2 separate regions of the Homo sapiens genome follow, and region 1 is linked to region 2. A link is an interaction called in ENCODE POLR2A ChIA-PET data of the cell type or tissue named here. Cell type or tissue: Panc1. All regions are shown on one strand. Each heading gives the region's core, and the rest is flanking DNA. Links, peaks and the distances in the headings are about the cores only. Region 1 has its middle 52 kb from the start of CDH18. Region 2 has its middle 430 kb from the start of SNORA105A.

Region 1 (7,708 bases), core at 1,112-6,111, 1.4 Mb after region 2:
ACATGAATCATGTCTTCATTATCTGTGCATCCCCATTGTATCTGGGTATTAACTTGTACATTTAATAGGCACTTAATGTTTGCTCTGTTTTTTTTTTAACAGTTAAATAGAATCTTGATTTACAAAAATCACCACTGTAAAATACAAATTGTTGTGAAATGATTCAGCCAACTAATATGTATTTACTAATATACTAATTAATGAATAGTGCCTATTATGTACAGGAAATGAGTCTGTTTGTCACTCCCTTCACTTTCTAACTTACATTTATCCAAATTTGCCATCATTGAAGGAGCATATGTATTTATGTTTGGGAAGTAAGGATAGAATAACTTTCGAGAATAAAGCAGGGGCTGACTTTCTGCTTGCAATTATAATTCTTCTTTTTAGGATTTCCATAGAAACATTAAAGGGCATAGATATCAAAGCTAAACCATTCTGATTTAAAATATTTTTTACCAAACTGGATCAGAGGAAAAATATCAGCTGCCTTTCCATTTTATCTCTTCCTTTAGAACTATCCCACATGCATTCCAGTTTCCAAGTCACAGAATCCAAGATATTGCTATTTACAGACTTCAATTGCTTTATAGGCAAATGGACTTTTGAAAACTGGCCTGGCAACATGACTACCTATTATCACAGTGCCACTATGGAGACATTAACTTCCACATTCTATATATCCATAACACCTTGTAATATTGTAAACAGAGGACCATGAAAGGTTGTATAGTTAGTGCCCTGCACAGAAGTGCTTTGTGGAGGGGGTGAGCAGTGATGGAAATCAAGCCCCCTTCTGGTCCACAAGTTCTATGGCCTGGTGTGGAGCCACAGCAGCAGGAGAAAGAATAGCTATTGTTTAATTCCTTAAAGTAGAGGCAAACCTTTAGTAATTTCCATAAAGGGAAAGAAAGGAGAGTTAAATTATAATGGTGGCACAAGGAATGGCAGTGAAGTTAGTGAAAAAGAGAAAAGGAAAATTTTCGCTATCATGAGGAAGGGTGGATGCAGTCTGCGGTGGCTTTAAATCAATGGTTTCCAGCCAGAAGCTTTTATCTCCCAGGGGACATTTGGCAATATCGGTAGACATTACTGATAGTCATGACATTACTGATTGACATTACTGCTACTGTCATTTAGTGGGTAATAGCCAGACATGCTGCTAAACATCCCCCAATACATAGGGCAACCCCCACATCAAAGAATTATCCAATCCAAAATGTCACCAGTGCTGAGGTTGAGAAATTTTACCTAAAACAAACACATAAAATGTTTTATTTTAATTAATTAATTAATTAATTAATTTTTTTGAGACGGAGTCTGGCTCTGTCGCCCAGGCTGGAGTGCAGTGGCGCGATCTTGGCTCACTGCAAGCTCTGCCTCCCGGGTTCACGCCATTCTCCTGCCTCAGCCTCCCGAGTAGCTGGGACTACAGGCGCCCGCCAGCACGCCCGGCTAATTTTTGTATTTTTAGTAGAGACGGTGTTACACTGTGTTAGCCAGGATGGTCTCGATCTCTTGACCTCATGATCTGCTGTCCTCGGCCTCCCAAAATGCTGGGATTACAGGCGTGAGCCACCGCACCCGGCCCATAAAATGTTTTAAAAGAGGACAAATTGGTGGAAATGAGGTTTGCTGAAAGGAGACTGACATCCAAATCAAATATTATTTAATGAATTATTTTTCCTGACAATTAAATTGTTTAATTAATGTAGTGATTGTTACATGCTATGAAATAAACTGCCAGCCAATTATGTTTTTGTGTGAAAAAAAATGTCTCCTGACTCCAAACTTACTCAGAAATGTATTTTATATGATTTGAAGTATGTCTTTTTCCAGGATTGTTGCACAATGAGATAGCTAAATCTTAGGGAAAAAGTTTCCTTTGGCATTTTGATCTATTTATTATTTACATAGAATTGTTACTAGAAACTTCTGAAATTGAAAATAGAAAATTCAGAGAATGCTGTTCTGAGATTTTCAGTCTTGATTATGTAAACTCAACAAAATATGAAGGATTTGTGTAGTAAATATGTAAATATGCTTAATTATTTCAGTTTGATTCCAAGTTTTCTTTATCCTTATTAAGAGGCTACTCCTCATCTTGCATGATTAAGCAAAAAAGGTACTCTCAGCTGGCGGAAGCATCATTTGGCTTTAGAACATGTCAGTGTGAGAAAAGCTCGTGTGCCTTGAACTCTGGCTGACACAACTCACAGCTTCACTCATATGTAAATGCAGGTGTCCTGCCCATAAATGTGCACTCTAGAGATTTCTAGGTATCTACACTTGTATTTCCATAAAGCATATATTTTTCCTTTTTAAATAGTAAAGGCATATGGTATTACACGTTTATAATTTTCAGTTCTAAATAATACAAATGATCTGTTACCAAGTGTGATATTGCTTGATTAGTTAGATTCAACAGAATTATTATTCTGCTTCTTTTCCTCTGTAAAATGCTGTTTAATGTACTGGCATTGCAACTGCTGACTCATCAGAAAGAATATGACAGCATTCTGCTAGCTAGCAGTTAAGAAATATTTGCTGTTTAAAAGAAAATAATGAGTTTCTCAAAATTTTTAAAAGTGCGTTTTGAGAGTACAAAAGTACCGAGATCATCACTGGAAAATACCTAGCCATCACTGTCATTCTCTCATTTGATTATTTTCCCTGTGACATTATCAACATTGTTTTATCACATAAGCCAAGCAGCTTGCATATTTGTTTCCACGGGAGGAGAAGGAAACCACTTCCTGAAATGTTTAATCATTTCAAAAAGTAAATTTTGTATTGCTGAATCATTTAATTGGAGGATATAAATGTGGTATGAGAAGTTAACAATCTGTGAGACACAACTAATAATATTTAAAAGAAGGTGTCCTAAACTCTAGGTCTGATTTGTAAATCAAGTTCTCATTCTTAGATTTCACAAAAAATGAAAAGACTGGCAAATATAATAGTAAGAACTAAGCTACACTGAATTTAAGATTTGTTTGATGTCCCGATGCCATGATAGGGATAATTCAATGATAGAATATAGCATATTGGTGTTATGATTCTACTATACATGCAAGATATCATGAGAAACATCGTAAAGTTTATAAGCTTTCTACAGTAAAGAGGAAGGCCCCGATTCTAGAATCATGTTGCTAGAGTTCATACACCAGCTTCCTTCTTCAGTAGCTTGTGGTCATGGACACATTATTTAACTTCTCCATACCTCACTTTTTTAATTAAAACCAACAACATAATGTTACCGCTCTCATAAATTAAATGAGATGATCAGTATATAAAACTAGCTCATAGTGCTTTTCTCATGGCAAAGGCCAAATAAATACTTAAACAATCTGTGTGCAATGTGGAACAGTAATTCATAGAAAGGTAATCATGTTATTTCATAGTTTGAGGATCATTAGAGATCAATTGGCCCAGCCTCCCAATGGATACTGGTCTTTCTTCTTGTGGTTTCACAGGAGGGCAGAATAGCAGTTGTTTGAACTGGTCTCTGATAAGATATTTACTCCTCCAAGCATGAGGCAACATATTTCATGATGACTATTTACTGGGATCCCATTTAGATAACTCTAACATTTAGGAAATGTTCCCTTTGAATGAACAACAAGCAATACTCTCTAAATATTTTGCTCATTGAAGCTAGAAAGAGAATCGCTCCCAGGATGCTTTTTATATATTGGAAGAACATATTCATGCCCATGCTGAAGCTTTTCTTTCTTTTAAAATTAAACATCTCTGGTTCCATCTTCATGACATATTTCAAAACGTTACACATCTTGCTTACTTTCTGATTCAAAGTCCTCTTAAAACTCAGTACACCTTACTGTTCACAGTATTTTAGTTGTTCACTTATAAACCCAATGGAAAAGCCTCTTTTCTCCTGCCTCTGAGGCTCTTCTTCCATGATTTCATTTCAACATCACTTCAGGTCTTGTTTACATTTTGATTTGCCATGTTTTTATTATTAATATTATTCTTTATGTTCTGGGATACATATGCAGAATGTGCATGTTTGTTGCATAGGTATACATGTGCCATGGTCTCCAGCATTTGTTGTTTCCTGACTTTTTAATGATTGCCATTCTAACTAGCATGAGACAGTATTTCTTTGTGGATTTGATTTACATTTCTCTAATGACCAGTGATGATGAGGTTTTTTTCATATGTTTGTTGGCCTCATAAATGTCTTGTTTTGAAAAGTGTCTGTTCATATGCTTTGCCCACTTTTTGATGGATTTGTTTGTTTTTCTACCTTGTAAATTTGTTGAAGTTCCTTGTAAATTCTGAATATTAGCCCTTTGTCAGATGGATAGATTGCAAAAATTTTTTCCCATTCTGTAGGTTGCCTGCTCACTCTGATGATAGTTTCCTTTGCTGTGCAGAAGCTCTTTAGTTTAATTAGATCCCATTTGTCAATTTTGGCTTTTGTTGCCATTGCTTTTGGTGTTTTAGTCATGAAGTCTTTGCCCATGCCTATGTCCTGAATGGTATTGCCTAGGTTTTCTTCTAGGGTTTTTATGGTTTTAGTTCTTACGTTTAAGTCTTTAATCCATCTTGAGGTAATTTTTGTATAAGGTGTAAGGAAGGGATCCAGTTTCAGCTTTCTACATATGGCTAGCCAGTTTTCCCAACAAGATTTGTTAAATGGAGAATCCTTTCCCCATTTCTTGTTTTTGTCAGGTTTGTCAAAGATCAGATCATTGTAGATGTGTGGCATTATTTCTGAGGCCTCTGTTGTGTTGCATTGGTCTATATATCTGTTTTAGTATCAGTACCATGCTGTTTTGATTACTGTAGCCTTGTAGTATAGTTTGAAGTCAGGTAGTGTGATGCCTCCAGCTTTGTTCTTTTTGCTTAGGAATGTGTTGACTACATGGGCTCTTTTTTGGTTCCATATGAAATTTAAAGTAGTTTTTTTTCTAATTTTGTGAAGAAAGTCAATGGTAGCTTGATGGGGATAGCATTGTATCTACAAATTACTTTGGACAATATGGTTATTTTCATGATATTGATTCTTCCTATCCATGAACATGGAATGTTTTTCCATTTGTTTGTGTACTCTCCTATTTCCTTGAGCAGTGGTTTGTAGTTCTCCTTGAAGAGGTCTTTCACATCCCTTGTAAGTTGTATTCCTAGGTATTTTATTCTCTTCGTAGCAATTGCGAATGGGAGTTCACTCACTATTTGGCTCTCTGTTTGTCTGTTATTGGTGTAAAGGAATGCTTGTGATTTTTACACATTGATTTTGTACCCTGAGACTTTGATGAAGTTGCTTATCAGCTTAAGGAGATTTTGGGCTGAAACGATGGGGTTTTCTAAATATACAATCATCTCATCTGCAAACAGAGAAAATTTAATTTCCTGTTTTCCTATTTCAATACTTGTTATTTCTTTCTCTTTCCTGATCTCCCTGGCCAGATCTTCCAACACTTTGTTGAATAGGAGTGATGATAGAGGACATCCTTGTCTTGTGCTGGTTTTCACAGGGAATGTTTCCAGTTTTTGCCCATTAAGTATGATATTGGCTGTGGGTTTGTCATAAATAGCTCTTATTATTTTGAGATACATTTCATCAATACCTAGTTTATTAAGAGTTTTTAGCAGAAAGGGGTGTTGAATTTTATTGAAGGCATAATCTGTATCTATTGAGATAATCATATGGCTTTTGTCATTGGGTTGTTTATGTGATGGATTACATTTGTTGATTTGCATATGTTGAACCAGCTTGCATCCCAGGGATGAAGTCGACTTGATCGTGGTCAGTAAGCTTTCTGATGTGCTGCTGGATTTGGGTTGTCAGTATTTTATTGAGGATTTTTGCATTGATGCAGGGATATTGGCCTTAAATTTTCTTTATTTGTTGTGTCTCTGCCAGGTTTTGGTATCAGGATGATGCTACCCTCATAATATGAGTTAGGGATGAGTCCCTCTTTTTCAGTTGTTTGGAATAGTTTCAGAAGGAATGGTACCAGCTCCTCTTCATACCTCTGGTAGAATTTGGCTGTAAATCCATCTGGTCCTGGGCTTTTTTTGGTTTGTAGGCTATTCATTACTGCCTCAATTTCAGAACTTGTTATTGGCCTATTCAAGGATTTGACTACTTCCTCATTTAGTCTTGGGAGGGTTTATTTGTTCAGGAATTTATCCATTTCTTCTAGATTTTCTAGTTTATTTGTGTAGAGGTGTTTACAGTATTCTCTGATGGTAGTTTGTTTTTCTGTGGGGTAAGTGGTGATATCCCTTTTATGATTTTTTATTTTGTCTATTTGATCCTTCTCTCTTTTCTTCTTTATTAGTTTGGCTAGCAGTCTATTTTGTTAATCTTTTCAAAATACTAGCTCCTGGATTCATTGATTTTTTGAAGGGTTTTTTGTGTCTCTGTCTCCTTCAGTTCTGCTCTGATCTTAGTTATTTCTTGTCTTTTGCTAGCTTTTGAATGTGTTTGCTCGTGCTTCTCTAGTTCTTTGCATTGTGATGCTGGGGTGTCAATTTTAGATCTTTCCCACTTTCTCCTGTTGGCATTTGGTGCTATAAATTTCCATCTAAACACTGCTTTAGCTGTGTCGCAGAGATTCTGGTATGTTGTGTCTTTGTTGTCATTGATTTCAAAGAACTTATTTATTTCTGCCTTAATTTCATTATTTACCCAGTAGTCATTCAGGAGCAGGCTGTTCAGTTTCCATATAGTGTGGTTTTAGTGAGTTTCTTAATCCTGAATTCTAATTTGATTGCACTGTGGTCTGAGGGACTGTTTGTTATGATTTCTGTTCTTTTGCATTTACTTAGGAGTGTTTTACTTCCAATTGTGTGGTCAATTTTAGAATAAGTGTGATGTGGTGCTGAGAAGAATGTATATTCTGTTGATTTGGGGTGGAGAGTTCTGTAGATGTCTATTAGGTCCACTTTGTCCAGAGCTGGCAAATACTAAGAGATTTTGTGACTACCAGCCCTGCCTTACAAGAGCTCCTTGAAGAAGCACTAAATATGGAAAGGAAATACCGGTATCAGCTGCTGTAAAAACATACCAAATTGTAAAGAGCATCGACAGTATGAAGAAACTGCATCAACTAATGGGCAAAATAACCAGCTAGCATCATAATGACAGGATCAAATTCACACATAACAATATTAACCTTAAATGTAAACGGGCTAAATGCTCCAATTAAAAGACACAGACTTGCAAATTGGATAAAGAGTCAAGACCCATCGGTGTGCTGTATTCAGGAGACCCATGTCACGTGCAAAGACACACATAGGCTCAAAATAAAGGGATGGAGGAATATTTACCAAGCAAATGGAAAGCAAAAAAAAAGCAGGGGTTGCAATCCTAATCTCTGATGAAACAGACTTTAGACCCACAAAGATCAAAAAAGACAAAGAAGGGCATTACATAATGGTAAAGGGATCAATGCAACAAGAAGAGCTAACTATCCTAAATATATATGCACCCAATACAGGAGCAGCCAGATTCAAAAAGCAAATTCTTATAGACCTACAAAGAGACTTAGACACTCACACAATAATAGTGGGAGACTTTAACACTCCACTGTCAATATTAGACAGATGAATGAGACAGAAAATTACAAAGATATTCAATACTTGTTATATGTTATTTTCTGTTTGTTTTCTGAGCCACCTACCACTATGGATCCCTATTAAGCTGAATGCCTAGTGAAATATTAAGCATAAC
Region 2 (7,708 bases), core at 1,237-6,236:
CCAGCACTTTAGGAGGCAGGCAGATCACAAGATCAAGAGATCAAGACCATCCTGGCCAACATGGTGAAACCCCATCTCTACTAAAAATACAAAAATTAGCTGGGCGTGGTGGCATACACCTGTCGTCCCAGCTACTTGGGGGGCTGAGGCAGGAAAATTGCTTGAATCGGGGAGGTAGAAGTTGCAGTGAGCTAAGATCGCACCCCTGCACTCCAGCCCAGCAATAAAGCGAGACTCCATCTCAAAAAAAAAAAAAAAAAAACCCAAAAAACAAAAAGCAGGGCACGGTGGTTCACGTTTGTAATCCCAGCACTTTGGGAGTCCAAGGTAGGCAGATCACAAGGTCAGGAGTTCAAAACCAGCCTGGCCAACACAGTGAAACCCCATCTCTACTAAAAATACAAAAAATTAGCCGGGCATGGTGGCATGTGCCTGTAGTCCCAGCTATTCGGGAGGCAGAGGCAGGAGAATCGCTTCAACTGGGGAGGTGGAGGCTGCAGTGAGCCGAGATCATGCCATTGCACTCCAGCCTGGGCAACAGGGCGAGACTCCATCTCAAAAAAAAAAAAAAAACCAACAGTGACAAGTAGCATAACAACATTCTTTTTTTTCTTTGTTCTCTGAGATGGAATTTCACTCTTGTCCCCCAGGCTGGAGTGCAATGGGGGGATATCAGCTCACTGCAACCTCCGCCTCCCGACTTCAACCGAAGCTACTGCCTCAGCCGCACGACTAGCTGGGATTACAGGCCCCTGTACCATGCCCAACTAATTATTGTATTTTTAGTTGAGATGGGGTTTCACCATGTTGGCCAGGCTGGTCTCAAACTTCTGACCTCAGGTGATCTGCCTGCCTTGGCCTCCCTAAGTGCTGGGATTACAGGCGTGAGCCACGGCGCCCAGCCAACATTCTTTTCTCTTTTTTAATATACTTACATGAGGTATACATAGTACTTAAACCAATAAAACGACAAATATCTGAACTTCTTACCCAGTGTTTTGCAACTTCTTTCCACAGCTGTTCTTCGAGTTTGTTCAAACATTGCTTCCAAGTCAAATGTGCGAGCTTTTTTACCTAAAAGATGAACAAATGGGAGACTGTGATTGTCTTGCAGTAAGCTGGCCAAACTTTAGGCGATCAATACTGATCAATAAACACTTACTTTGTCTAGTTTATAGCATGGCTCCAATATAACCATAAAATATCAGAGAAGGAGTTTGAGTCACAGAAAACTTCTGATGACAATCCCTTCACTAAGTACTATTAACCAGGCAACTTTCCCATCCTCCTCTAGATCCCTACCCTATGAAACAACAACACTAATGTGGGAGGCAGAATGGAGAATGTCCCAAAAGTTACCCTTTGCAAATGTAATTAAGGTTATGGACTTTTAAATAGGGAAACTATCCTAGCTGGCCCTTAAAGGCAAAGATGCACAACAGCTATGGCGGAAGAAGTCAGAGAGATCCAACGTTTGAGAAGAATTTGAGGCGTTATAGTTGGCTTGAAGACGAAAGGGGCAACATGAGAAGTAATGCAGGTACTTTAAGGAGCTAAGAGGGAAACAGAAATCTCAGCCCTATAACAAGGAACTGTTGAGCATGGAAACATTCTCCTCCTCCCCCAGTAACTTTATCAAAACTCTTAAAATTTTCCCCTATTTGGCACAAACATATGGACACCTTTCTCACTCCTGAGTAAAGGAATGATGTACTAAAATGAAGGATTTATACCGGGTGGGGTGGCTCATGCCTGTAATCACTTTGAGAGGCTCAGGTGGGCGGATTGCTTGAGCTCAGGAGATCGATCAGCCTGGGCAACATGGTGAAACCTCGTCTCTACCAAAAGTATAAAAAATTAGCCAGGTGTGGTGGCACATATCTGTGGTCCCAGCTACTCAGGAGACTAAGGTGGGAGGATGGCTTAAGCCTGGGAGGAGGAGGCTGCAGTGAGCCAAGATCGCACTAGTACACTCCAGCCTGGGTGACAGAGCGAGCCTCCATCTCAAAAAATAAAAAAATAGAAAAGGCTGGGCGCGGTGACTCACGCCTGTAATCCCAGCACTTTCGGAGGCCGAGACAGGCGGATCACGAGGTCAGGAGATCGAGATCATCCTGGCTAACACGGTGAAACCCCATCTCTACTAAAAATACAAAAAAAATTAGCCAGGCGAGGTGGCGGGCGCCTGTAGTCCCAGCTACTCGGGAGGCTGAGGCGGGAAAATCGCGTGAATCCAGGAGGCAGAGCTCGCAGTGAGCCGAGATCTTGCCACTGCACTCCAGCCTGGGCGACTGAGCGAGACTCCGTCTCCCAAAAAAAAAAAATGAATAGAAAAACTACAGAACTAGTATGTGTGAACAGAACCCAAGGCCAATATGTGTAAGTCTACTGTTTAATTACTATCATAGAATTAATACACGCTGGTCAAAAGAGAACAAGAAGACCTTGAGAAAAGGTTCAAGGAAGTTAGAATCCCAATGTTTGGATGAACAGCATTTATAATTTTAAAATGCAAAATAAAAAGAAATCATTTTTCATGTATCAGTCTACTAAAGTTTTGTTTTCATTTTTAAAATAATTTTCTTTTTAAATAATAATACCTACTCTGTGTTGGTACGGATATGGTAAAAATGGCATTCTTAAATTCTGTTAACTTTGGTATAACCTGAAACAAGTTTTTTGATGGGTATTACGGCAGTAAGCATCAAGAAGCTTTAAAAGGCACATACCCAATTTTTCAGCTTTTTAAGTATTTATACTTCTGAATAAACTAGGCTCTCTTTTAGAAATCTACCCTACAGAATTACATATTTTTAAAAATCCTCGTACAAATGCTGTTATTTACAAAAATGTTCATTTTAGCATTATTGGTGACTTAAAATTAGAAAAATCCTTTCTCTTCCTTTCTCTCCAGGACTCTCATAACTGTCACCTGAGTTGGTTCCAACGGATACGCAGAATAGAAGACAAATGGGAGAAGAATATTGACAAACTGCAAGGTATGCACCCGAGCTACAGTAATTCCGAGTTGACAGCTCGATCTCCCCTCCCACTCTGCGGCTCTTCAAACCTCTGCAAAAGGAAGAGGGTCTCTGCCTGGGGCAGTCACTCACCGAACCCCGTGAAGCCCATGGTGACCGCAAGCTGCGGGTCCGGTCCCGATGCGTCTGAGCCTGTCACTGGAGCAAGAAAAGAGAGGCGGCCTAGTTAGTGCGGCGCCCCAGCTCCCCCGACACGGCCCACCCCGCCAGGACTCGCTTCATGAAACCCACCTTCGCTGGGCCCAGAGCGCTCCATGGCTGGCCGCACGCCGCAGAACCAGCCACAGAGACAGCCCAAACTGCAGGGGAACTTGCCAATAACTCGCGGCAAATGCTGGAGGAAGTACCGCCTCCAAGCTACAGCGGCGCCGCCGAAGCCAAGAGCGGCGCCTTCCGCAGAGGGACTGCGGCTTTCTGCGCGGCGCCCCCTACCGGACAGGCGGGAAAGCGCCGCGCAACTCAGACCACTGAAGGGGAGTAGTATCTGGAGTTTCTGTAACATCCTTTCCCTTTTTTTTTTTTTTAAGCCAGAGCCTCTGTCGCCCAGGCTGCAGTACAGTGGCGTAATCTCAGCTCACTGCAACCTCTGCCTCCCGGGATCAAGCGATTCTCCTTCCTCAGCCTCCCGAGTAGCTGGGATTACAGGTGCCCGCCGGCTAATTTTTGTTTTTGTTTGTTTTTGTTTTTGTTTTGAAACGGAGTCTCTGTCGCCCAGGCTGGAGTGCAACGGTGTGATCTCGGCTCACTGCAACCTCCGCCTCCCGGGTTCAAGCGATTCTTCTGTCTCGGCCTCCCAAGTAGCTGGGATTACAGGCGTCCACCACCACGCGCAGCTAATTTTTTGTATTTTTAGTAGACACGAGGTTTTGCCATGTTGGCCAGGCTGGTTTCGAACTCCTGGCCTCAAGTGATCCGCCTGCCTCGGCCTCCCAAAGTGCTGGGATTACAGGCGACACCCTTTGCTTTTTTTTTTTTTTTTTTTTTTTTTTTTGAGGCGGAGTATCACTCTGTTGCCCAGGCTGGAGTGCAATGGCGTGATCTCGGCTCACTGCAACCTCTGCCTCCCAGTTTCAAGAGTTTCTTCTGCCTCAGCCTCCCAAGTAGCTGGCACTGCAGACACGCACCACCACACCCAGGTAATTTTTTGTATTTTTAGTAGAAACAGGGTTTAACCATATTGACCAGGCTGGTCTCAAACTCCTGACCTCCTGATTCACTCATCTCGGCCTCCCAAAGTGCTGGGATCACAAGCGTGAGCCATCGCAAATACAAATATTCATTAAACGTATAGGCTGTCTACTTACTCGATGACCTTTCTACCTAGACTAAAGCCAAAAAACTCTGACACCCTAAAAGATTCATAAATTATTTACTACATAAGGTTTAGATGCATCATTACCAATATTGCACATAGAAATTTAATGTTGTTAGTTGAGCAAACAGATGCCATGACTATTTCTTCTCTTTATAAATCTTGGTGGCTTATGGCAGCAGAAGCCTACTCCACTATTTAGGCTCCTATGACAGCTACTTTTCCCCTATTGAGCAAGTTTCACCTTAAGTTACTACCAAAAAAATTATACAATTAATATATTTTGTACCTCCTGAAAATAACTGTTTATATTATCATCTCAAGTAAAATAAAATATTTTCACAGAGAGATGGAGAGATGTGTAGAAAATTTATCAAATATTAACCTCTTCCTAAACATGGGGTTGAATTCCTCCAGTAACATTGTAACGTTGTTAGAATTATGTGAAAGGGGGCTTTGTCTCAACTATCCTGCTAGTCATTCATTCAACAGCACTCTATTTATGTTGTATGTTTCCCTAAATGTTTCCATTTTTGCCTCCAAACACTGCTAATTTGGTTTGGTTGCTATTTATTTTATACTGTCTTATAAATCCCCTGGAAAGTGTATTGCCCCATGCCTGCACACACTGCAGTACAAGAGTGTACTGAAGTACATAATGGAAGAGTTGGTTTTTTCTGCCACTCCATCACTTGAGTTTAAATAATAAGGAAACACAGAAATCTAAAACATTTTGAACAGTTAAGAATTATTAAAAGAAAGTAGAATGACAAACAGGAAAATTATCTATCCATATCTATATATGTATATCTTTCTAGAAATGTCCAAAAGGACAAAAGAGGAAAAAATGAAGGGAAAATCATGAACCCTTGAATATGAGTCCTTCTGAGCAAAACTCTGTTCTTAGCATTTCTCCACTATTATCAAGTTTCTAGTATCCTCCAAGAAAATACCATATTATCATCCTGGAACTTTGGTAGTATATACCTGTCCTTTCTATCCCTATCTACAGAGACCTGTCTGATTTAGATTCTAAACTGACCTTCCTCATTTTTTTTTTTTTTGAGACAATATTGCTCTGTTGCCTATGGTGGAGTTTAGTGGTGTAATCTAGCCTCACTGCAACCTTTGCCTCCAGGATTCAAGTAATTCTCATGCCTCAGCCACCTGAGTAGGTGGAATTAGAAGTGTTCCTCATTTTTAAAACTCTAGAACACAGAAATTTTATTTGTCTCCCAAAGTCCAAAAATTTAAGAATAAAAGAAAAATTAAGAGTCAGCTTTGATATCCTGACATACAGTCTTCTTTGAGATATTAATACCTTTTATAATAAAAATGAATGGGTATTTTTGTGACTTTTTAGTAAGAAAATAGTGAACCAAACCTGCTTGCACACATTTATATTTACATAATTCTCAAAGACAAATATTTAATTATAGAAACGGTATATATACATATGTACACACATACATACATTAGTGACTCATATTCAAGGACTCATATTCTAGGGTTCATAGTTTTCCCATATATATATATATACACACACACACACATATATATATACATACACACACACGTATATACACATATAAAATACTAAAAAATGTTTAAAAGTTAACTTGTAAATCTTACATTCAGATATTCTGATTTACCGTGTCTATATCAAGACTCAATGTGGTTTTGTAAAAGTAAACACTCCAAGTAGTTTTGATGCAAGTCATCTAAATCACTCATTAAAAAAATTGTGGCTCATAAGTGTTCATTAACAAATAAATGGATAAAGAAAATATGGTATATATACACAAAGGAATACTACAGAGCCATAAAAAGAATCAAATCATGTTATTTGCAGAAACATGAATGAAACAATAGGTCCTTATGTTAAGTGAAACAAGCCAAGCATAGAAAGACAAATATTGCATATTCTCACTCATTTGTGGGAGCTAAAAAGTCTGATCTCAGGAAGGTAGAGAGTAGAATGATGGTTAACAGAGGCTGGGAAGGAGGCAGGATGAAGATAGATATTGGCTAATGGGTGCACATATAGAGTTATATAGAAGCGATAAGTTCTAGTGTTCAATAGCACACAAGAGTGATTATACTTAGCAATAATTTATTGCCTATTTCAAAATATTTAGAAGAAAAGACTTAAAATGTCCCCAACACATACACACGAAATAAATGTTGGAGGTAGTGGATATACTAATTAACACGATTTGGCCATTATGCATTGTATGCATGCGTCGAAACATCACATGAACCCCTTAAATATGTACAATCAATATGTATCAATTCACAAAGACGGAAAGATGGAAATGTTTTCGTTTATAAAAACAAGGATGGAAAAAAACATCCTTACCTAAATACTGTCCACAATGTCACCGGTGCTTTGCATCATTCAGGTGAGCGATGTTAGTGTCCCTTCTACTTATCCCCGGGGTTTAATTTGCACCAAGATTGTTGTCTGCACAAAGATTCAATAATATACAGAAAATCTTATGGTGACCCAGAGAAGATGTGAAATGATTATAGTTTTATGCCTTAGATGACGTTGCATTTCTAGCCATGGCAACACATCCCCAGAAACTTTTCTGTAATTAAAATGGAAATACTATATGATTTATCATTTCATTATAAAAGTAGTTACTCTATATGTGGAAGGTTTTGGTGGTGTAATTTCCCCAGATATGTATATCAATATGTGCGAGCAAATGCTTGTAAGTAAAAACAGATAAGATAATTTTATATTCTATATGATGTTAAGAGTGTTAAGCCAGAGCAAAATTTCATTTTGAATATGGTAACCCTGGATTTGTTGTTTCAGTCTGGATTTTATATTTTAGATAGGGTTAATTAATCAGAAAATAGCTCACTCTTACTGCCTCTTCTGAAATTTTAACAAATAGTTTTGTTATCTGTTAAATATCAGCACCTTTAAAGTCTTTGGAGAGACTCTTTTCAGTTTCAGTAAAGCATTAGTGTTTGTACACTAATGTATGTTTGTCAGGTTTACTTATTTATTTATTGACCTCAGTGCAGGAAAATTTCACCCCAGGGGGTCTTACATTATTTTTCTACTCCAAAATACATAGGCTACACAGAACAACATCATTAGCAACATTGTTTCAGCAAGGAAATAATCCTTATTGGCAAAGGGAAACCAAGGAAAGAAAACTATTGTTTTCTTCAGCTACATGCTGTCTGCAAAGCACCCCATGGATTCAATTTCTCATCAGTTCAGAATGGAATACTAACGTGCTGCCTAGAGATACAGAAGTGGGATGAACGCAGGGCCTTACTCAGCATTCAGAACAAAACTGTGAGTAAACTTTCAGGCATGACATGCTTAGAGTCA

What was found. Peaks named below come from ENCODE experiments on the same cell type or tissue, not always from the same donor. Only the 100,000 strongest peaks of a DNase experiment are listed, where the experiment ranks them.
Region 1: POLR2A ChIA-PET joins it to region 2 with 5 read pairs; 1 of 35 experiments calls an interaction of 5 or more read pairs at or near these places.

The regions. Positions count from the first base shown.
Region 1 is chr5:20,036,564-20,044,271 of GRCh38, reverse strand. It overlaps a transcript of CDH18 not described here. Among named protein-coding and RNA genes, the nearest start is that of CDH18, 52 kb to the right of the region's middle. In Panc1, for the core only: no CTCF peak of the experiment used is centred there; no DNase peak of the experiment used is centred there; H3K27ac peaks cover 243 bases.
Region 2 is chr5:21,455,149-21,462,856 of GRCh38, reverse strand. It overlaps the pseudogene GUSBP1. Among named protein-coding and RNA genes, the nearest start is that of SNORA105A, 430 kb to the left of the region's middle. In Panc1, for the core only: CTCF peaks have their summits at 3,267 and 3,473 (motif pointing left); a DNase peak (open chromatin) is centred at 3,496; H3K4me3 peaks cover 792 bases.